Linked DNA regions of Homo sapiens: region 2 is linked to region 1. Evidence: chromatin loops called from intact Hi-C (ENCODE). Cell type or tissue: dorsolateral prefrontal cortex. All regions are shown on one strand. Each heading gives the region's core, and the rest is flanking DNA. Links, peaks and the distances in the headings are about the cores only.

Region 1 (12,345 bases), core at 1-8,000:
AGATGGCCTTTGAGGAGGTGCTAGTTTGGGAGCTAAGTCTGGAATGTTACAGTCCTCTCTGCCATTAGCTTGCTGTGTGACCTTGAGCTTCAGATTCTGCATCTGTAAAATGACTGTTTGAACTAGATGAATTCAAGTCCTAATGTACAGCCCAACATTGTATGATTGATATAAAAGCCAGATTACCTATGGCTTTGGAATGCCCCAGAACTAAGAGAAAGATAGCAGGGGAACTGGAGAGGACAGGAGTCTGAGGTTTCTGAAAAACTGTGTCTTAGCTGTTTATAGTCTATGAAGTATCTGGAAAGAATTATGGGGAACTTTGAAAGGAGTTCCGAACTTGAACCTAAAGAACCTCCCCCATCCAAAGAAAATCTCTGACTTGTGGTGAAGTAGTGTCACCACAACCACTAGATGGCAGAAGAGTTCAGATCAGAGGGATGAGGGGGAAGAAAGGAGGGAGGAAGAAGAGAAGGGAGGGAGGACTCCGCAAGTGTGGAAGCGTTGTCTTTGGATGTTCCATTGTAAATCAGATGATATTTCTATATGTGTCACTATGAATAAGTGTCACATCTGTGTCTGTACAGTATAGATGTGTGTGTATGTGTGTACCTGTGAGGGTCTCTGAGCACATGGGCAGAAAAAAAACCAAAACAAAACTGAAAACTGGGAATCAGAAGACCACAGAAGACCTGGGTACCAGTCTGACTCTTTCATTTACTTCCTGCATGACCTTGGCTTAGGCACCTAGCTTCTTTGAGTTTTCCTTTCCCTTTCCATAGATGGGGATCATAGCTTTGCTTGTCTCTGGGAGTGGGGCAATGATAAAACGTGATAATGCTCTTTGTGGACTGTAAAGGGCTGTAGCCATGTGCAGTGGGTCTGTCTGTGTGGTGTGTGGGTGAGGGAGTGTTTCTGAGGGTGTACTTGCAGGGATGTGCAAACCCTTCATAACGTGATATTCCTAATACACCAGGTTGCTCCCTGTGGAGACGTTGGGAAATTATTCAGTACCTAAAACAAAATAGTCCTGGAAGAGCTGAGGGGAGGCTGAGAAAGAAAGTAGTGTAACTCTTCTGGTTGGAGGTGGAGGAAGAGGGGAGGTCAGGATAAGGCATCTGTGCTTTCTCCCTGATCTTTATGGGAAAGAGGCAAGGTTAGTGATGCCCTCGTGTGGTTCCTCCCCTGGCTTGGACAGGGGCCCACTGTGCGGCTCTCCTCTTGCTCAGCTCCCGTCCTTGCTGACCCGAGGGAGCAGCTCGACCTCTCTGCACAACAGCACCATCCGCAGCACCATCTACCAGCTCATGCTCCACAGCCTGGACCCCCTGAGGGAAGGTAAGCAAGGCCTCTCCAGACCTTTGTGGTTTGCCCCATCCACTCCTTCCCTCCTGCAGCTGGAGAAGAACTGGGACCTGAAAATCCTAGAGGCAGTGAGGAGGGAGTGGGAAGAGATAATAAGCAGAGGAAAGTAGTAAAAGTCAGACAGTCTGGGAAAGAGGGTAGAGACCAAGACAGGGGACTCACCAAGAGAGGGCAACAAAGAACATGGAGGCTAAGGTCCTTGGGTATCCACATCCCACTTCCCTGCCTCTGTCCCTCCCTGTAAAATGAAGGCATTAACCTGCAGTTAGGCTGTGAGTACCATGTGCTCTGCACAGATTTGGGATGGGGCTGCCCTGCAAAGCCCACTGCCCAGGAGTCAGCCCCAGTGTTCCATGGAGAGTGTCTAGCCAAGCAGCTCAGCCCAGGCTGACTGGCCTGGGCTGCTTCTGGGGACGCCTCTTGTAGGGTCCCAAAGCCCAGAAGTTCTTAGTGGCACTTCCTTTTGCTTTATATTCAACTCTGGAGTCCTAGGAAACCTGCCAACTCCTCCCCAAGTCTGGAATCCCAAAGGACACCCTGGAAACTGCCAGGACCCTTTTAAGGGTGACGAGGGTAAGAGCAGGGTCCAAAGTATAGTGGGGGCTGTTGTCCAATTTGACAAATGGTGGCAGCGGCTGAGATTCTCACTGTCCACCTTACCACATCCTGCCTTCTGCTTCTCTTCCCCAGAGAGCTGCCCCCAACATGCATCTCAGACCCCTAAAGGGCACTTCTCAGCTACTCTCCTGCTCTCCTGGAGCCTCCCCATCTCTGGGGCTCTGGTGCAGAACCGGAACCCAGCCAGGAGGCCCATCAAGGAAATGCTAGCCTTTGTGCAAAAGCCAAGGGCTTGGACTGCAGTTGGGCAGGAGGGCTGAGGGCTGAGCTGAATATGACACCACAGAATGATCCATTGAGTCCCAGGGAGCACTCTGACTGACCTTTCTGGCTCAAGGACAAATTTTCGGGGCTCAGAATTTTCTTTAGGCTCTGAAGTCCTTTTCAGAGACAATATTGGGTTGTCAGTTGTTTTAAAAAAAAATACCAGCCAGGCATGGTGGCTCACGCCTGTAATCCTAGCATCTTGGGAGGCCGAGGCAGGTGGATTGCCTGAGCTCAGGAGTCCAAGACCAGCCTGGGCAACACGGTGAAACCCCATCTCTACTAAAATACAAAAAAAATTAGCCAGGCGTGGTGGCAGGCGCCTGTAATCCCAGCTACTTGGGAGGCTGAGACGGGAGAGTCACTTGAACCCGGGAGGTGGAGGTTGTAGTGAGCCGAGATTGCACCGCTGCACTCCAGCCTAGGCTGCAGAGTGAGACTCCACCTCAAATAAATAAATAAATAAATAATTTTTAAAAAGGCTGGACACAGTGGCTCACGCCTGTAATCCCAGTACTTTGGGAGGCCAAGGTGGGCGGATCACGAGGTCAAGAAATCGAGAGCATCCTGGGCAACATGGTGAAACCCTGTCTCTACTAAAAACACAAAAATTGGCACACACCTGTAGTCCCAGCTACTTGGGAGGCTGAGGCAGGAGAATCGCTTGAACCTGGGAGGCAGAGATTGCAGTAAGCCAAGATCGTGCCACTGCACTCCAGCCTGGTGACAGAGCGAGACCATCTCTAAATAAACAAACAAACAAACAAACAAATAAATAAATAAACCATACTGTGAAAAGCTGCATCAAAGACAAGTGATGAAACCTTCCTTAGGAATTCCTCAAGGTAAGAACAGAGAGAGAGAGAAAGGGAGAAAAAAATTAATCTAAGCTGCTGATGGAGCTGTTAGGAAAAAAAGAGAGAGAAAAGAAAAAATAAAAAGCAATTCCTCAAGGTAAACCTCAGCAGACATGTGAGAGAGGCCATCCCCAAATGTCAGCTCTAGAAAAATAGTACCTCTGGGGTTTGCAGAATGGAAGCTGCAGCCCCTGACAGCCTCTGGTGATGAGTGCCGGGGTGCTCTGGCCAGGGCCCCATGAGGAAAGCTGTATCTCTGGGTCATCAGTGGCTACTCCCAGAGGAATCACTGACTCTAGCAAAGTCCTGATGATAAAGACCTCTTGGGTGGGACTGGAGGGCCCCCAGCTGGGCATCTCCATGACCAACAGCCTCCAGCTGGCCTACTTGTCCTAACAGGATTATGTGATGTTCAGGCCAGGCTGAGGTCAGAGGAGATTGATGCTAAAGCCATGATCCGGCCCTGCTGAGAGGGGAGAGGCATGTGAGGAAACGAGTGCCCAGGAGCCAGCAGCAATCATCCCAGGGAGGACAAGCATGCTGGTACATTGTCTCTGGGTGTCTTTGGGGCATGGAATGGCTCTCGTGACTGCAGATGTCCTCTGGGATTCAGTCGTGCTCAAGAGCCCAGCCTGATTCTACACCCTGAGATGACATATGGGAGGGGTGGGGACCATGCAGGGCTGTGATGAGGGCCTTTGTTCCCCAGGCTCTCTAGATGCACATTTGTGTTTTTGTATGCTGTTTCCAGATGGCCGTCCAGATGTTTCCACTCTTTACAGGTGTTCCAGCTCTTTCCACAGAGCTGATCCGTGGAAAAGATGTTTCCTGGGGTCTGAACTCTCACCTTCCCTGTGAAGGGGCTTATCCTCTCCAGGGTCCCATGGCTTTTCTGGTGATTTCACTTGGATGTGTGTGAGACAGGGTGGGGGAGACCCTGCAGCTGACCTGTTTTCCTCAGTAACATGGGAAGTGAGAGTCTAGGCTGTGATGAGGATGAGAAGGAAAGGGGGAAGCTTGTGTTTATGGCTAGCCCTTCCAGCAACAGCCAGCAGATAATCTCAGTGCCAAGACCAGAACCAAGGGAGCCCTCCTGTGACAGCAGCTACACATTGCTCAACAGAAGACTTCAGGGTTTGATTAGTGCCAAGGGGGCACTGGGTTTGTCTGGACGAAGGTGTGTTGGCCCCCCACCTCTCAGTTCTGATGAGGACCCAGGCCCACCAGGCCACTTCGAGGGACCACACATGTCATAGTGGCTCTACCCATGGAGCTTATTGCCAGAGCCAGCTGCAGCTGAACTAACTGAGAGTTTAGGAGACAGGTAGAGAGGAGGAAATTCCAGACCCATTTATCTGTTTCCTGCTTGTCCTGGAGCCAGGCAGAGCCTTTGATCCACCCAGCTTCCCAGATTGCACTTTCCAGCTTCTCCGTTTCCTCTCAGTCCGTCTGTATTATGGACTAGATGATCTCCAGGGTTCCTTCTAACTCGGACCCTCTGGGATGCCGGGCATCATCACTGTGGGGTGCTTCCCAGGTAGGACAGCTGCTCTCAACTACTCTTGTCAATTTGTTTTCATCATTGTTGTTGTTGTTGTTACAGCTAAAAGTTATAGAGTGCTTTCTAGGTGCCAGACACTGTTTTGACCATATTCATGTATAAATTCATTTACTTTGTCACCAACTCTGGAAGATTTTACAGATGAAGAATCTGAAGTACAGAGAGCTTAAGGAATCACCCAGTTAGGTCCACAGCTATAGCGCAAGTGGCAGAACTAGGATTCAAACCCAGGTCATCAGGCTTCAGAATTGTGCTAAAGGAACAATATGAGTGAGGCCAGCATTTGCAGCAGTAAAAGTGTTTTTATTTATTTTGTCTCATGGATCCTCATCACATCAGTCCCCTGAGGATATGACGGTATTGCCTTTTTAGAGAGGATGCTGAGGCTTAGTGCCGGCACACAGGCTTCCCAAAGTCACCCGGTGCTCATGGGGCAGAGCCAGCCTAAATTCAGAATAGAGCCCGTAGATCCCATGACACCACTTTGTTCTTCACTTGCACCACTGCCTTCGCCCTCCCAGGCCACACAGCTGTGGACTCCTTCACCTCAGCCTTGTTCCTTCTTCCCTTCTCACCTTGAAATTATACACGTAAAGTGCTTTGCATGTTTCCTGGCACGTAGTCCCAGTTAAAGAGAGTTGCCTGTCCCGTGTTTCTCACCTGGAAATCAGGGCAGCACAATTCTGTGCATGCTGCCCTGTGGGCCTCCAGCAAAGCATGTGCATAGGGATCTGAAGGAGGCCCTTCTCGGGCTCTTGTTGTGCCTGGGGTCAAAAAGGGTGTATCCGAGAGCTTGTTGGTGAACCATTTCCCCTTTTCCACTGGAGAGGGAAGGCTTATGAACATGGCCATCAGCCGTCCCCCTGGAGCTATAACAAAGCCTCTAGTAGATTCATAGAAAGTAAGCTACAAAGATAATATAGTCCAAGGATGGCAAAAACATCTCCCTGCAATTATTTCTCCATTCCATGTCTATCACAGACATTACCAATCAATCATGGTACTTTTCTACAAAGTTTGGGTCAGAGTCCTTCTCAATTCAGTACCCAAGCAGGCCATCACTTGAGCTTGTAAAGGAAATAAATCCTATTTCTTGGTCCTGAGTCCAACCATGTCATTTTACCAGAGAGGAAATAGGCCTTGAGAAGGGAAATGACTTACCCTAAGGTCACAGCCAGTCAGTGACAATGCAGAGAATGTAAGACAGAACTTTGGGAATTAGGCACCACAACTAGGCCTCGTAGGATCAGAATCCAGATGTCACAACCCCCATGGCAGCCTTTTCCCACACTCTGCAGCTGCCCTCTGGCTGCTCAGCTGACTGTCCTAACTGAAAGGGCGTGGCAGGGATGATCCTACAATTCCAGGTAAGATGTATGTCCTGTCTCATTTGCAGTTCGCCTTGCCAAGGAGAAGGAGGAGGAGAGCTTGAATCAAGGGGCCAGAGCCCAACCCCAGGCCAAAGCAGAAAGCAAACCAGAAGGTGAGAGGATGGCCAGACCAGTGGGTTTTCTCCTGCCCCCCTCTCCCTGCTGTCAGTAGTGAGCTTGGCCTGGAGGCAGCAGCCAGCCAGGCCAGGGGCTGAGGCACATCTTTGGCCTCTGTGAGCCAGTCAGTTAGAGTGATGGTAGGGTGTTGCCCTGATCGCCGCTCCACTCCAGACTCTTCCTTCCCAGGTGCTGTCTTTCTGACATGGCCGCTGGTCTGAGAGTGGCCCCATACAGCTTCCTCTCCGTTTTCCACAGCTGGGGTAGGCGAGGGAAGGCTAGGGGTTGTTGAACTCCCACTTCTTTTTGCTAAATCTCATCCCAAATGAGACTGTGGGACTTTATTTCTTCTTCCTGTCTCTTCTGTACAAGGACAGTGTTGCTAGTTATTGGTCTGAAATCAGCAACCCCAGTGAGGGAAGGCTACCAGGGGTCTGGTGTCACAGAAGTCTAGTATCTGTGTGGCAGCTAGGACTGAGAAAGTGGGACAGCCACTGCCATGTGGGCTCTGCACAGCACACCAGGACTGCCTGATCCACCCAGCAACCCCTGGATGGAGGTGGAACAGCAGTCATTCTTCCCATCCTATAGACAAGAGTCTCAGAGAGGTCAAGTGACTTCCCAAAGCCACACAGCCAAGAAGTGAGAGAACCTGTACCTAAACCTAGCTCTCCAGACTTTCCAAGTTTCCCTTCCCGTCAGTCCTGTTCCAAGGCTTCAAAAGCTGCTGCCTTTGGAATCAGCAGGATCCTTCCCAAAGGGTCATTCTCTGAGTGCTGGGAGCTTTGCCCTCTCTCTGTTCTGACTGCCCAGCTGTTGACAGTGTCTTTGGCCACAATGGCCAGGATGGATATGTCTGTGAATTATAGGGGAGCACGGATGGTCACTTGCCAACTGTCTTCTCATCTGCAGATAGGTCAGGGCAATAACAATTCACATCATCTTACTTTTCCTACCAACAAGAAATTCCCCCAAATAAACCTTCAGAAACCCTGAAGTCCAATAGCCCTGTAGCCACTTATGCCAGTGTCTCTGCCAGCTTCCTTCAGAACCTTGTCCACTCTTCTGATGTAACCCATGTTTATCCTTTAAAGAGGAGGAGCCAGCCAAGCTCCCTGCGGTCACGGTCACACCAGCCCCTGTTCCAGACATCAAGGGAGATCAGAAGGAGAATCCAGGCGGTCAGGTAGGCACCCAGCCTTGGCACAGACAAAATTGGAGAGGTCTAGGGAAGGAACTCTTGACCAAAAATACATCCTCCCTGAAGGTCTGAAATCCTATTTGAGGTTCATTCCTCTGGGGGTAAATATTACCCTTTCTCTGAAGATCACTTGAAAAATACAAGTATCTCATGGGGCCAATTAACTCACTGGAACATCTTACATGAGTGAGCTAACATATTGACAATGTATTGTGAACTGTCACATGCTATAAGAACATAAGGAATAATTGTTAGTGGGTCTGTCAGCAACTAGGTGACAGTGAGACCAGGTAGCTCCTGAGCACTGGGAAGCTTGAAATGCAGGTGGGAGGGATGCTGGGTGAAGGCTTTCCAACCTTCTGAGGCTCCTCATTGCCTACTGCACCTGGTCAGGCATCTCAGCCTTGTCTGCAGAGCTTTCCAAGTCCTGATACTGCCCCGTCTTTACAGCCTCATGGTCTCTTCTTCTACCATGCTCCAGCCAAACTGGATTTCTTGTCTCCATGTTTTTCTTTTTTTTATTTTTATTTTTGTATTTTTAGTAGAGACGGGGTTTCAACATGTTGGCCAGGATGGTCTTGATCTCCTGACCTTGTGATCCACCCACCTTGGCCTCCCAAAGTGCTGGGATTATAGGCATGAGCCACCACGCCCGGCCGTCTCCATGTTTTTCTACCTCCCAGCCTTGGCTCACATGGTTTTCTCTCCCTAGAATGCCTTTTCTCCTCCATTTTCATATATCCTCATCTTACCATGCACCCCACCCCCCTCCCCAGCCCCTGGCCAGTATAAACACCTTTGTCATGTAGCTGCCTTGAACCACTCCAAATCTGAATGCCCCTGGTGCTCTGCACCTATCCCAGGGCTTTTACCAACTGTCTTCCTTGGATTCTGAGCCTGCTAGGTGGTGAGGTTCCTGAAGGCAAGATCGAAGTCTGAGTCATCCCTGTCTCCCCTACAGAGGGAAGCAGAATGCCTGGTGCACAGCTGGCTCAATATATGTTGAGTGACTGACAGTAAAAAACATTCCATTTGCAAGTTCCATCTCTTTTTTTCTCTCCATTCAATACCCAGAAAACGCTTGATTATATCTCATCCTTAAGCCAGCAACTTTGGGTTCAGCGTCTAAGACAGCTTCATGGTAACATGAGTAGGTCTATTACCGCTAGCTCAAGTAAAAAGGATTAAGAGGATACAGAGGTATTCCCTGGAATCCCAGGGCAGGAAGTGAAGCTTGATCTCATGAAGAGCTGGGCCTAGGCCTGAGAAGGCATCTGTGACCCTGGTGGCTTCTCATTCCATGTCCTGCTCTCCCTCACATTCCTTCTCTGAGTACAGGCTCTATCATGGGCCTCTCTTGGCAGGCTGGCTTCATTTGTTCCCTTATGAGCACACATATAACCCCAAGCTACAATCCCAATCCTGCATCCACAGGAGAATCAGTGACTGGTTTCCAGTCTTAAAAGAGAGAGAATCGGGCCGGGTGTTGTGGCTCACACCTGTAATCCCTGCACTTTGGGAGGCCGAGGCAGGAGGATCACTTGAGGTCAGGAGTTTGAGACCAGCCTGGCCAACATGGTGAAACCCCATCTCTACTAAAAATACAAAAATTAGCCGGGTGTGGTGGTGCGTGCCTGTAATCCCAGCTACTTGGGAGGCTGAGGCAGGAGAATCACTTGAACTGTGGAGGCGGAGACTGCAGTGAGCAGAAGTCGCACCACTACACTCCAGCCTGGGTGACAGAGAGAGACTGTCTCAAAAAAAAAAAAAAAAAAAAAAAAGAGAGAGACAGAGAGAGAAAGAATCGGTTCAACCCAGCTCCTTGGTCAAGAATCCAGCTTGCATCCAACTGGTTGTGGCTGGCTGACTTGACTCCAACACAGGAAGTGGAAGCTACTTGCTCAGCTGGGGCTATTAGGAGTGACAGTCTTCAGAGTAGAGGGTGCAGAACAGACAGACGCTCCCATATTTATGGGTTTAAATGACTTGTCATCTCCTCTGGGAAGCATTCTCTACCTGATGGGGGTAGACAGGAGAGGGCAGGAATGATTTCAGACGAAAATCTTCTCAATCCTCATTCTCAGTTCAAACTGCAGGCCTCATCAGTAGTATTTGTTGTCTTCATTGGGGGTTCTCAACCCTGGTTGCATATTAGAATAATTTGGGGAAGTAAAAAAAATGACCAGGCCCCACCCTCAACCAATGAAGTCAGAATATCTGGGGTGGGTCCTTGGGCATCAATGGTTTAAAAAGCCTTCAGGGCCGGGTGCGGTGGCTCACGCCTGTAATCCCAGCACTTTGGGAGGCCGAGGCGGGCGGATCACGAGCTCAGGAGATCGAGACCATCCTGGCTAACACGGTGAAACCCCGTCTCTACTAAAACTACAAAAAATTAGCCAGGTGTGGTGGCACATGCCTGTAATCCCAGCTACTCGGGATGCTGAGGTGAGAGAATGGCGTGAACCCGGGAGGCGGAGCTTGCAGTGAGCCCAGATGGTGCCACTGCACTCCAGCCTGGGCGACAGAGCAAGACTCCGCCTCAAAACAAAAAAAAAAGCCTTCAGGTGATTTTAATGTGCAGCACAATTGAGACTCACTCAACATCCTTTGGGGGTTGCCAATATCATGACATTTGTTACAGACAACATATTTACTCCATGAACACACAGCCCAGGGCTCTTGCTCAAGGGATGGACCAGCATATTGCTACAGGTTAGCTGGTTGCCTAATCTGAGGACACTCTGAATCAATGGCTTTTAATTTTATCTCTTTTTTTTTTTTGAGACTGAGTCTTGCTCTGTCGCCTAGGCTGGAGTGCAGTGACACGATCTCAGCTCACTGCAACCTCTGCCTCCCGGGTTCAAGCAATTCTCCAGCCTCAGCCTCCTGATGAGCTGGAATTACAGGCACTTACAGGCATGCACCACCACGCCTGGCTAATTTTTATTTATTTATTTTTTTTAAGTAGATATGGGGTTTCACCACTTTAGTCAGGCTGGTCTCAAACTCCTGACCTCATGATCCGCCCGACTCAGCCTCCCAAAGTGCTGAGATTACAGGTGTGAGCCACCGTGCCCAGCCTATCTCTTAAATTTTTTACAGGGGTATGGGGTCTCACTATATTGCCCAGGCTGGCCTGGAACTCCTGGGCTCTAGCGATCCTACTGCCTCAGCTGCCTGAGTAGTTGAAACATAGGCATCTATGTCTGAGACCACACCCAGCTATCAATGGCTTTTAGGGTGTGTGGAGATAGTCAGTGGTTCCCAAACACTGGTCTAAAGGTGGATGTTTTAGGAACAGCTGTGAGTATGTTAAAATACAGATTCCTGGCTTCCAATTCTAAAGATTCTAATTCAGTTGGTCCAGGTGGGGTCAGAAAATCTGTATTTCTTTTTTCTCTTTGAGACAGAGTCTTGCTCTGTCACCCAGGCTGGAGTGCGTGACACAATCTCAGCTCACTGCAACTTCTACCACCCAGGTTCAAACAATTCTGCCTCAGCCTCCTGAGTAGCTAGGATTACAGGCGCCTGCCACCGCGCCCAGCTAATTTTTGTATTTTTAGTAGAGACAGGGTTTCACCATGTTGGCCAGGCTGGTCTCAAACTCCTGACCTTGTGATCCGCCCACCTCAGCCTCCCAAAGTGCTAGGATTACAGGCATGAGCCACCGTGCCCAGCCTAAAAATCTGAATTTCTAATAAGCTCCTCAGGCTACCAAGTTTGGGAGCCAGACATCTCATTTGGCCCTTTACCTGGTATTGATTGGTAAAGCAGGATAGCTTGGTGGACCACCCATATTCAAATCCCAACTTCATCACTTATAAACCACGTGGACCATGGGCAAGTTACTTAGTTCCTTTTACTCTAGTTTCTCCATCTGTAAGATGGGCATAGTTTTATCCATATCATGAATTAATTGATTCATAAAACACCGTAAGTGCTAGCTATTATTATTAAACTACTTCCCATGGTGCCTGGCACATAAAAACCCTCAATAAATAGGCATTATCATCCTTATTTTGTAGATATAAGGTAATAAAACAATTTAGGAGTTTTAGTAGACTCAGCAATGCATTGTGACCACCAAAGGATGTCATGCCATATTAAGCAACATTAATGGAAACATTGTATCTAAGACAAGGGAGGTGATAGTCCTGTTCCACTCCATGCAATATTCTGTATTCAGTTTTGGATGCCCTCCTCCTGGGATATAAGCTAATTAAAATGAGTTCACCAGGATAGGGAGGAGGCTCTAGGCCATAGCATGTAGAAATGATATAAGGACCTGGGAATCTTTAACCCAGGGAAGAGAGCTGTCTCATGGAAGACTGATGTTTTGTAAGGCATCAAAGAGTAAACCTATACATGGGGGTAGAACTTTGATATAAATATGGACTTCAGATGAATCAGAGGTGCCAAAGATGACAGAAGCTGCTTCAGGTGGTGAGCTTTCCACCCCTGGAAATGATCAAATAAAAGCTGGACAGCCACTAGGTAGGAGTGTGGTCATGGGAATTCTGCTGAATTATCGCACTAGTTTTCTCCTCATACTTAAGTTTTCAGATACCTTCTGAGAAGCACGCCAACAAAAAAATGGGGGAGTAACATAAGGAAAACAAGCAGAGCAGTTACCACACATTAATCTGTTGGTTTTGGATTGCAGGAAGATGTGGCTGAGGCCGAGAGCACAGGTGAAATGCCAGGCGAAGAGGGCGAAACTGCTGGTGAAGGTGAAACTGAAGAGAAAAGTGGAGGTGAAACTCAACCAGAAGGTGAAGGTGAAACTGAAACACAAGGAAAAGGAGAAGAATGTGAAGATGAAAATGAAGCAGAAGGAAAAGGAGACAATGAAGGTGAAGATGAGGGTGAAATCCACGCAGAAGATGGTGAAATGAAAGGTAATGAAGGTGAAACTGAAAGCCAGGAACTCAGTGCTGAAAATCACGGTGAAGCCAAAAATGATGAGAAAGGTGTAGAAGATGGAGGGGGAAG
Region 2 (11,152 bases), core at 1-8,000, 190 kb after region 1:
CAGTTGCACAATCTTGGCTCCACTACAGCTGACAGCTCACTGCACGACTTCCCAGGTTGAAGCAATTCTCGTGCCTTAGGCTCCTGAGTAGCTGGAATTACAAGCACACACCACCATGCAGAGCTAATTTGCTATGTTGGCCAGGCTGGTCTCAAACTTCTGGACTCAAACAATCCACCTGCCTTGTCCTCCGAAGTGCTGGGATTACAGGTGTGAACCACCATGCCTGATGCTACAGTTGTGGGAAAAAAAATTTTTTTTTTAATTTTTCAGAGTTGCAAGATGAGTGAGTCCAGTTAAAGCTGAATTGATCTCATACCTGTCACTATGAGAGAAGAGAGACAGACCCTCTCATATTGTTTTATATTGTTTTATACTCAGAAAAGGATAGAGAAGCAAAACTAAAGGCAGGTAGCCTGGCACCTAGGAACCAGACCCAAAACCTAGGAACCAGACCCGAAACCAGGCCTGGGCCTGCCTGACCTAAGCCTAAAATTCGACCCCTGACCTAGCAACTGATGTTATCTATAGATTATAGAAAGACATTGTAAAACTTCCCGGTCTGTTCTGTTTCACTCTGACCACTGGTGCATGCAGCCCCTGTCACGTACCCCCTGCTTGCTCAATTGATCACAACCCTCTCACGCGGACCCCCTTAGAGTTGTGAGCTCTTAAAAGGGACAGGAATTGCTCACTCAGGGAGTTCGGCTCTTGAGACAGGAGTCCTGCCGATGCTCCTGGCCGAATAAACCTCTTCCTTCTTTAACTCGGTGTCTGAGGAGTTTTGTCTGTGGCTTGTCCTGCTACAACGAAAGTGAAGAGGGAAAAATATAGTAAAGAATCAAAATCATCTAAAATATCTATGTGTGTGTATATATGTATCTATTTGTGTGTGTGTGTGTGTGTGCGTGTGTGTGTATATATATATATATATATATATATATGTATATATGTTTTTTTTTTAAGACAGGGTCTCACTCTCTTGCCCAGGCTGGAGTGCAGTGGCTCAATCTTGGCTCACTACAGCCTCAACCTCCCCAGGCTCAGGTGATCCTCCCACCTCAGTCTCCCTGGTAGCTGGGACAACAGGCATGTGCCATCACGCCAGGTTAATTTTTTTTACTTTTTGTAGAGACGGAGTTTTGCCATGTCACCCAGGCTAAAAATATCTGGATATTTAATATCATGTAGAAATTGACTGATTTTTCTTTCACTTTTTGTCCAGATATCAAATGGAGACAGATTGAAGTTCACCTCTCATGTCACTGATTTTAATACACTTAAATAATTGTGTCCTTTGTTAATATTTTCTATTGAGCAGAGTCCATTTCAATAAGAAAGGCTCTCCTTTTTGGCACTGGCTTTTTTCCTTGATCACAAAACTATTATATGCTTAATATGAAAAAAAGGAAAAACATTGAAAGCTACTAAGAAAAAAAAGTAATCCTATCATCAAAAGTAAATACTGCTCACATTTTTTAGATGTTTTTCCTTTTGCATATAGGTGTTCAAGGAACTGGGTTAATACTGTGCATACAGTTTTGTGTCTTTGTTTTTTTCAATTAACATTTTATTGTAAGCATTTCTACATATCATCACAGATTCCTTAAAAATGTTTATTGTGTCATGACAATATTCCAAAGTATGGATATACTATAATTTATCCTTCTATTATAGGAAATTTAGCTTATTTTCTTTCTTTTTTTTTTACTATTATACTTAACCCTGTGAAGAACATTCTTATATATAATTCTTTGCTTCCATCTTTGATTATGCCCCTAGGATATATTCTAAGGAGTGGAACTACAGGACTGTGTAGGTTATTTTTCACTCCTGCCCCCACCCCTACCGCAATCTCTGTCTTTCTTCATTCCAAAGAATTGCATCTCCAGCATTCCTTGCCCCTTGGCTTCCTTGGGATTTATTCAGGGGTGGCACCAGCCGGAGATCACGTATGCTAGAAGAGAGAGAAGTCAGGGTATTTCCTCCTTACTCTCTTCCTGCTTTGAGCCAGCTAGCTGCTTACCCCTCCCCACCCCCAACCTAGTCTCCTTTCTTGGGGTTGGATCCCTCCTCCACCATTCCCTGCTCTTACTGGATTCTGTAAGATTATTTCCTCCCTCTGTTCCTTTATCCCTAGGATAAGGAAATGTTGCTTCCCACTGTTGCTTTTCTCTTGGTGCCTTAACATCCCTGTTTACCCCTTAGCCCAGCCTACCTGTCTGTAAGTAGTTCTTTTATTAAAGTCTCTTCATTGCCAGGCACAATGCTCACACCTGTAATCCCAGCACTTTGGGAGACCAAGACAGGCGGATCACTTGAGGTCAGGAGTTTGAGACCAGCCTGGCCAACATGGTGAAACCCCCTTTCTGCTAAAAATACAAAAATTATCCTGGGGGTGGTGGTGGGTGCCTGTAAACCCAGCTACTCAGGAAGCTGAGGCAGGAGAATCGCTTGAACCCGGGAGGCAGAAGTTGCAGTGAGCCTAGGTTGTGCCACTGCACTCCAGCCTGGGTAATGGAGTGAGAGCCTGTCCCCCAACAAAAAAAAAAAAAAAAAGAGTCTCTTCATTTGAACCATCCTGACTCAAATCGTTTTCCTTTTTCTTTTTTTTTTTTCTTTTGACAGGCTCACTGCAACCTCTGTGTCCTGGGTTTAAGTGATCCTTCCACCTCAGCCTCCCGAGTAGCTGAGACTACAGGTGTGTGCCACCATGCCTGGCTAATTTTTGTATTTTTAGTAGAGATGGGTTTTTACCATGTGATATAGTTAGGCTTTGTGTCCCTACCCAAATCTCATCTTGAATTGTAATCCCCATAATCCCCATGTGTCAAGGGAGAGACCAGGTGGAGGTTAATTGAATCATGGGGGCAGTTTCCCACCTGCTATTCTCGTGATAGTGAGTTCTCACGAGATCTGATGGTTTTATAAGGGGCTCTTCCCCCGTCACTCAGCACTTCTCCTTCTGCCGCCACATGAAGAAGGTGCCTTGCTTATCCTTTGCCTTATGCCATGATTGTAAGTTTCCTGAGGCCTCCCCAGCCATGCTGAACTGTGAGTCAATTAAACCTCTTTCCTTTATAAATTACCCAGTCTTGGGCAGTTCTTTATAGCAGTATGAAAACAGACTAATACACCATGTTGCTCAGGCTGGTCCTGAACTCCTGGGCTCAAGCAATTCACTCATCTTGGCCTCCCAGAGTGCTGGGATTGTAGGCATGAGCCACTGCTCCTGGCTGAAATCCTTTTTCTTTTGGGATCCTGACAGACACAGCATTAAAGAGTACTTTTGAAATACATTTTAAAATACATTCTTGATAGATACTGTCAAATTGTATTGCAGAAAGGTCATATCAGTTTACACTCCCATTAGTAGAGTATGAAAGCCTGATGAGATGGGCTCTTGAGGTTGCAATAAACTTTTGAAGGCACTCAGTTTCCTGTTTGTTATCTAGTGCCTTCCGCTCTGATGTCACTCATATACAGAAGGTTCGGCATGGGCCATCTAAAGAAAAGTCATTCATGACACAGGTGAAAATATTGAGATAAGCAGTATTATATTATTTACAAACCTGAAATTCTAAGTGCAAGAAGAGACCCTGGATTGTGTTGTGAAAACAAGTCTTTTTGATTGATGTATAGGGAAGAACACATTCTGGCTGGGCATACAAATAGTGTGGTGTGGCTAGGGAATGTCAGCTCACATGCAGGTTACAGCATAAACATTAACCTAGGAAACCAATGGGGATGCAGTGCTGTTACCCTTAAGGTCTTAGTACTCATGTTGTGGAAGAATTCCTACTTCATCTTCCTAGTCCTGACTTTAAGAGAACAGTTTTTAGGTACATGGATTATGAGAAGCAGAAAGAATCCACAAAGACATCTTTGTGGACATTCCCTGCTTCTACTCAAATGAGAGGTAACCACTGGCATTTTAATCAATGATTGCTAGGACGGGGCTGAGATTTTAGCTAAGTGATTCCCATGTTTATCCTATAGCTGACTGGTAACACAGGTAGAAACATTGTGCTTTTCCATTTTCTTACAAAATAACGAGACACCTAGTGGGCACAACATGAAAATACCGTCATGGGAGTTGGTGAATTCAGTCAATACCCAGGTGAATGATATTTAGTAACTGCTCCAATGTTTAATTCTACAAAAGTAGTTTGGGCCAGGCATGGAGGCTCATGCCTGTAATTCCAGCACTTTAGGAGGCTTAGGCTGGTGGATTGCCTGAGCTCAGGAATTCAAGGCCAGCCTAGGCAACATGACGAAACCCTGTCTCTATAAAAAATGCAAAAATGTGTTGGGCGTGGTGACTTGCGCCTGTAGTCCCAACTACCTGGGAGGCTGAGGTGGGAGGATCACCTGAGCCTGGGGAAGTTGAGGCTGCAGTGAGCCTAGATCACACCACTGCACTCCAGTCTGGGTGACAAAGCGAGACCTAGTCCTCTTAGAGAAATACCCAGGTCCAGAAATCAGACCAACCATTGACTCATACTGGATAATTAAAATATACTTATTGTCATATATTTTAAAGCACTCATAGTTTTCAAAGTTCTTTCAACACAAAGTTTCTTTCCATAACACTAAGAACATACAATAGTCTCCCCCACTGGGCTGTGGGCTCCCTTAGAAAAGGGGCCACACCAGTTTCCTCCCAGCACAAGCCTAGTGTGTAGTACATAAAGAATACATAAAGAATAGGGGCTTTGGTAGCCCCTATTTGGTAGTTTGATGACTGAACTACCCTAGCAAGTGGGATAATTTCTGTTTTTTTTCTAGGTGAGAAAACAAAAAATCAGGCCGGGCACAGTGGCTCATGCCTGTAATCTCAGCACTTTGGGAATCTGAGGTCGATGGATCACTTGAGGCCGGAAGTTCGAGACCAGCCTGGCCAAGAGAGCGAAACCTCGTCTCTACTAAAAATATAAAAATTAGCCAGGCATGGTGATGCATGCCTGTAATGCTAGCTACTCAAGAGGCTGAGACATGAGAATCACTTGAACCTGGGAGGCAGAGGTTGCAGTGAGCCAAGATTGCGCCACTGCACTCCAGCCTGGGCCACAGAGCGAGACTCTGTCTCAAAAAACAAAACCAAAAAACAAAGAGTAGAGAGAGTTGTCCTCCAGTTAAATAAGTATAAAAGCCAACCATGAACCACACCCTATATACCTTGACCTTTGCCCATGCCCAAACAGACCTTTTGGGAAAGCCTCCTTGCTGACATAAATGCCTACTGGCCTTCCCCTCTGTTTTGAGTTACCAGCATCCATCTTTATTCCATCACCAGGGACCCTTTTGGAAGGTCATAGTATCTAAGTCAGGAGTGATCAATCCACGAACCAAGTGAGGCCCCAGTGGGAGGCCTTCCTCAGAGGATCTTCCATGTTAGATCACCTGATATCATACTCTACTTTCATCTCATGATGGGGTTAATGCATTTCTATCCTCATAGATCACATGCTCAATTAAGTATCTGGAGAGTAGATGGAGTAATAACATACTTATGTTACCAAGGTTCAGCCAAGGGACTTATAAATCCCAAGGCATCCCTGGCCAGACTTTGTCTTTGGAAAGTACATTATAAAGAGTTTTCATCACATAGCATGTAAAAGGGTCACAAATCCTGGGAGGTTACCTGGGCCAATGTTTCTCAAATTGGGGTTCAGGGACCCTTGAGAGTTCTACTGATGAGTTCTTAGGGCCTTGACATTATCTACAAGTATATTTTAGATTTCCCTCAATGATTATCTACAATTAACCTACACTTCTGGACCACCTGGCTAGCCACCACATAAGTGAATCTTGACACAAGGTTTCATTGTTCTGCACAAACTATTTAACATATTCTAATACCCAGTAATCAACTAAAATAATATGTAACTTTTAAAATTAAAATAATATGTAACTTTTAAAAGTTAGATATGGACTGAGGGTACAGTGGCTCACAGCTGTAATCCCAGCACTCTGGGAGGCTGAGGCGGGCGGATTACTTGAATCCAGGAGTTCGAGATCAGCCTGGGCAACATGGTGAAACCCCATCTCTACTAAAAAAAAAAAAAAATACAAAAAATTAGCCAGGCATTGTGTCATGCTCCTGTAGTCCCAGCTACTTGGGAGGCTGAGGTGGGAGAATCACCTGAGCCCAAAAAGTTGAGGCTGCAGTGAGCCAAGATGGCACCACTGCACTCCAGCCTGGGCAACCAGAGTGAGACTCTGTCTCAATCAATCAATCAAATCAAATAAAATGTAGATGTAATTCATATGCCATAAATGCATCCTTTTAAAGTATACAATTTAGTGTTTTTTGGTATACTCATAAGGTTGTGCAACCATCACTGCTACATAATTTCAGAGCATTTTCATCACCCCCCACACCTCAAAAAACCCCAAACCCATTAGCAGTCCATTTCCCTCTCTCCCCAACCCCTGGCAACCACTAATCTACTCTCTGTCTCTTTGGATTTGCCTATTCTGGACATTTTATATAACTGGAATCATATGACATGTGGTCTTTGTGTCTGGCTTCTTTCATTTAGCATGTTTTCGATATTCATCCATGTTGTAGCACGTACCAGCACTTCATTCCTTTTCGTTGCCATTGTATCCCATTGTTTATCCACCAATCAGTCAATGGACATTTGGGTTGTTTTCACTTTCTGGCCATTGTGAATAATACTGGTATGAAAAACTTGTAATTCCGGGCTGGGCACGGTGGCTCACGCCTGTAATCCCAGCACTTTGGGAGGCTGAGGCGGGCGGATTACAAGGTCAGGAGATTGAGACCATCCTGGTTAACATGGTGAAACCCTGTCTCTACTAAAAATACAAAAAATTAGCCGGGCGTGGTGGCGGGTGCCTGTAGTCCCAGCTACTCGGGAGACTGAGGCAGGAGAATGGCGTGAACATGGGAGGCGGAGCTTGCAGTGAGCTGAGATCATGCCACTGCACTCCAGCCTGGGCAACAGAGCAAGACTCTGTCTCAAAAAAAAAAAAAAAAAAAAGAAAAGAAAAACTTGTAATTCCGACTTAAAAAACTGGGGTCTACAGGTCTTCAGATATGTTCTTGGGGCTCTGTGACTTCTCAAATTTGAGAAATACTGAATCAGACTACATCGCTTAATAAAGAAAAAAATTGATCAGGTCCCACTCACAGTTAATGGAAGCTTCTATGACTAGATTTGTAGCACAAGCTGCTGTCTTTCTTATCTATAAGGAGTGGACATCTTGTTTTAGGGCCTTCCCAAATCATCTGTTCAATTCTTTCCAGGAGAGGGCTGCAATTAGCAGTATGGTTAACATTTAACTAATAATACTGACGTATGTTGGTTTAGCCCAGATGCTGGCAGCTTTTAATTCTCCAAACTCCTGGCCTGAATACTGATCATGTTTCCTCAGGCTAAAAGCCAGCAAAAAGAATCACCTGGCCAAACATCCCCTTTCAGTCTGCTTTCCTTAGAATGGCCTCCCAGGGGAGCTCTCTGGGCAAACAAAGCTGTTGACCTAGTTTGAAGGCCTGGAAAATTATCATGTGAGTCACTGGGACAACAGAGCAAAGTGCCAGGCCCCTGAGAAACTGTAAGCACAGGTTTCCGATGTCATCTATGTCCTCATAGGCTGAGAGAGGAGTCCCATAGCGGCCTGCCACTTTTCACCCAGCTGCTCCTTCAAGTGGTTTCCAAGCTCCTTGGCCCTGTGCATGGTGCCGCAGGGGCCCATTCCTGTTTTCCTCCCAGCGGGCTCTGAAAACAGCAACTCAGAGAGTGACAGCTCAGTTGTAGGAAACCAAAACAAAACCGGATACTTAGCGGAAGTCCTGTGGTGTTGTTTGGAGCAAGGCCACAAGCCCTCTCTGGGAAGGAAGTGCTGAAGCAGCTACAAAAATTTCAAACTGAAGACCAGGAATCCAGAGGCAGTATTTTAAAATAATACTCACATGAGCGAGGCAGGGCCTTGCAAAAGAGCACCTACACATTACTTAAGGAGTGTTTTATAATGTTTTGAAGATGCTACTTCCTAAATTACACAAAGAGCTAGAGAAGTTAGCCAGAAAAGCAATGTGGGTAAAACTGTTGTTACATTTAGATGGGTTGGACAGTTTGTAGCCTAGATGTCAGAAAGAGTGCTGAAACCTCCATGGGTCCTCATATAACTTCCCTGGGCATAAAGGACCCCTTAAGAAGGGTGAGTATCAAAGCAGAGGCTTCTAAATATTCAGGATAGCATGAAGACAGAAGGAGGACATATTGACAGGACTAGGTGAGGAGACAGTTCATTCATGGCTTTTTTTTTTTTTTTTTTTTTTGGTAACACTTGATTTTTTCAACACTTATACTAGGGTCTTCTTCATCAGGAGGATGTGGATGTTTAACATATCATTAGGCCCGGGATCATTTAAATCCATGTTTGGTGAGTGCTTTAAGAGAGTGAGTGATTATTAAATTCCTTCCATTGTAGGAATGGCAAATGAAATCTCCTTAATGGTTTTAGAGAATAAGCTTTTGTGCCTGGAAGAACTAGAAGACAATTCGATCACCAAGTTTTGGTGTCTTTAGCCCCACTCCTCTCGTTCTCCTCACTTAACTTCTTTCCTTTTTCCTTTCTGCCTCTGTCTACTTCTGACAGAGCAGGTGAACAAACAGCAAATGTGCAGAAAGAGGGTGTTCACTTCCCACCCTGGTGCTGTTGCTGCAGACTGCTTTAGAGCTGCTGTCTCCTGGGCTCAGGCAAAGTGCCAGCATCAATCTTTGTCATCAAAATCCCCGTGTCTGCCCTGTGTGCTGGGTGCCCTTCAGAGCCAGCAGGCCAGTTCCAGGCATGCATTTAGGTAGAAGACTGAAGGAGGGACTAGAGAAAACATTCAGAATTAGACAATAAGGATGAAAGAGGGGCAGAATCAGGTAAAAGTAAATATTTCACCAGTCTGTGTCTTACTGATGCATACAGTAGTGTGCCAGTAACACTGTTCATTTCAACTTTTTGCAATGATGGAAATGTTGTATATCCATGCTGTCTGATATAGTAGCTACACATGGGTACTGAATACTTGCAATGTGGAAAGCGAGGATGTTTTTATCCAGTTTAATTTTTGTTTATTTATTTTTTTTGAGACAGAGTCTCACTCTGTCGCCCAGGCTAGAGTGCAGTGGCGTGACCTCGACTCATTGCAACCTTTGCTTCCCAGGTTCAAGCAATTCTCGTGCCTCAGCCTCCCTAATAGCTGGAATGACATGTGCATGCCACCATACCTGGCTAATTTTTGCATTTTCAGTAGAGATGGGGTTTCACCATATTGGCCAGGCTGGTCTTGAACTCCTGACTTCAAGTGATCCACTCACTTCAGCCTCCCAAAGTGCTAGGATTATAGGCATGAGCCACCACACCCGGCCCAGTTTAATTTTAATTAATTTAAATGCAAATAGTCATTTGTGGCTGGTGACTACTGTATTAGAGACACTAATGTTTCATTGTTTGTTTTTTTTTGAAATAAGATCTCTCTGTGTTGCCCAGGATAGAGTACAGTGGTGCGATCATGGCTCACTGCAACCTCCGTCATCTCCTGGGCTCAAGCTATCCTCCCACTTCAGCCTGCTGAGTAGCTAAGACTACAGGTGAATGCCACCATGTCCGGCTAATTTTTGTATTTTTAGTACAGATGGGGTTTCACCATGTTGCTCAAGCTGGTCTCGAACTCCTGGGCTCAGGCAATGTGCCCGCCTCGGCCTCCCAAAGTGCTGGGATTATAGGTGTGAGCAACCTCACCCGGCCAAGACACTGGTGTTTTAAAAGATAACAGAGAAACATAGGAGACCAGAGATTAGTGTTGGAGTTCTGGGGTCAGATCCCAGCTCTTCTATATATATTTGTTATTAGCTTGTAAAGAAGACACTTAAGCTCTCTGTACTACTTTTCATACAACTGTAACTGGGGCTTAATAATGTTTACCTTATGGTATTGTTATGATAGGTATGGTGGATGGAAGCTTGGATGGGAGGAAAGAGTCATTGACAAGTGTACTCTATCAACAAAACTGGCCGTAAGTATCTGGAAGAGGCAGAGGCCCAGGAGATGTGTACCTTTTCACAAACCCGGCAACCCTGGATTACCAATTGTGTTGCCAAATTGTTGCAGTTGCATTAAGATGTCACATTCATAGCTCTTTTTACTTTTTCAATGTTTTCATTGGAATCTTTCACTTTTATTCTGAGAAACAGATGTTAAAAGAAAAACTGTAGCCAAATTAAATTTAAAAGAGTTTAATTGAGCAAAGAACAATTTGTGAATCGGGCAGCCTCCTGAGCCAGAGTATGCTCAGAGACTCCAGCGCAGCCACATGGTGGAAGATTTATGGCCAGAAAAAGGAAAATGACAAACAGAAAAAAGAAGTGAGGAGGAGAAACAGCTGGATGGGTTACAGTTCGGTGTTTGCCTTATTTGAACACGTTTGAACAGTTGGCCATCCTTGACTGGCCAAAACTCAATGATTGACACAAAAGTAGACTACAGCCTGTATACAGCTCCATTTAGGTTATAGTTCATGATGTACAGAGAAACCTTTAGGCTGAACTTAAGATATGTAAGGAGGCAGCTTTATGCTAAACGTGATTTAACACTGGTAAGGCAAAGGCTATCAGTTGGATTTTCCAGATGAGAACACAGGCCAGGCACAGTGGTTTACGCCTGTAATCCCAGCACTTTGGGAAGCCAAGGTGGGAGAATCACTTCAGGCCAGGAGTTTGAGACCAGCCTGGGGAGCATGGTAAAACCCTGTCTCTACTAAAAATACAAAAATTAGCCAGGCATGGTGGCACACACCTGTAATCTCAGCTACTCGGGAGGCTCAGGCAGGAGAATAACTGGAACTCGGGAGGTGGAGGTTGCAGTGAGCCAAGGTCATGCCGCTGCACTCCAGCCTGGGCGACAGAGTAAGACTCCATCTCAGAAAAAAAAAAAAATTGCATAACAAAACCTTCTCTCTGGAAGACAGCAACTGCAGTCTTTACCACCAGAGAATCTCATGTATGGCTTCCACATGGCTGTGAATAAATGATTTTGTCCTGCAATCTCCTCCTTTGTCTGGCTGAGTTTATAAAGTGCTTGCTACTCAGGCATCAAGAGTATTTCAGCAGACATCTGCACATCCATT

What was found. Peaks named below come from ENCODE experiments on the same cell type or tissue, not always from the same donor. Only the 100,000 strongest peaks of a DNase experiment are listed, where the experiment ranks them.
Region 2: a loop joins it to region 1, with 2.1 times the contacts of the local background. A loop is called at or near these places in 31 of 110 quality-filtered maps.

What each region holds. Positions count from the first base shown.
Region 1 is chr15:65,638,366-65,650,710 of GRCh38, forward strand. SLC24A1 (solute carrier family 24 member 1) reads left to right here. Exons shown (of 10, transcript NM_004727.3): 4 at 1,230-1,338; 5 at 6,062-6,148; 6 at 7,247-7,338; 7 at 12,017-12,345. Among named protein-coding and RNA genes, the nearest start is that of SLC24A1, 23 kb to the left of the region's middle. In dorsolateral prefrontal cortex, for the core only: CTCF peaks have their summits at 411 (motif pointing right) and 621; a DNase peak (open chromatin) is centred at 3,454; H3K4me3 peaks cover 691 bases.
Region 2 is chr15:65,825,311-65,836,462 of GRCh38, forward strand. All of the region lies in intron 1 of LOC105370866 (a long non-coding RNA gene), which reads left to right. Among named protein-coding and RNA genes, the nearest start is that of TRQ-CTG1-4, 38 kb to the right of the region's middle. RefSeq lists enhancers at 7,036-7,766, 8,499-9,229. In dorsolateral prefrontal cortex, for the core only: CTCF peaks have their summits at 4,039 and 4,246; a DNase peak (open chromatin) is centred at 7,641; H3K4me3 peaks cover 675 bases; H3K27ac peaks cover 1,376 bases.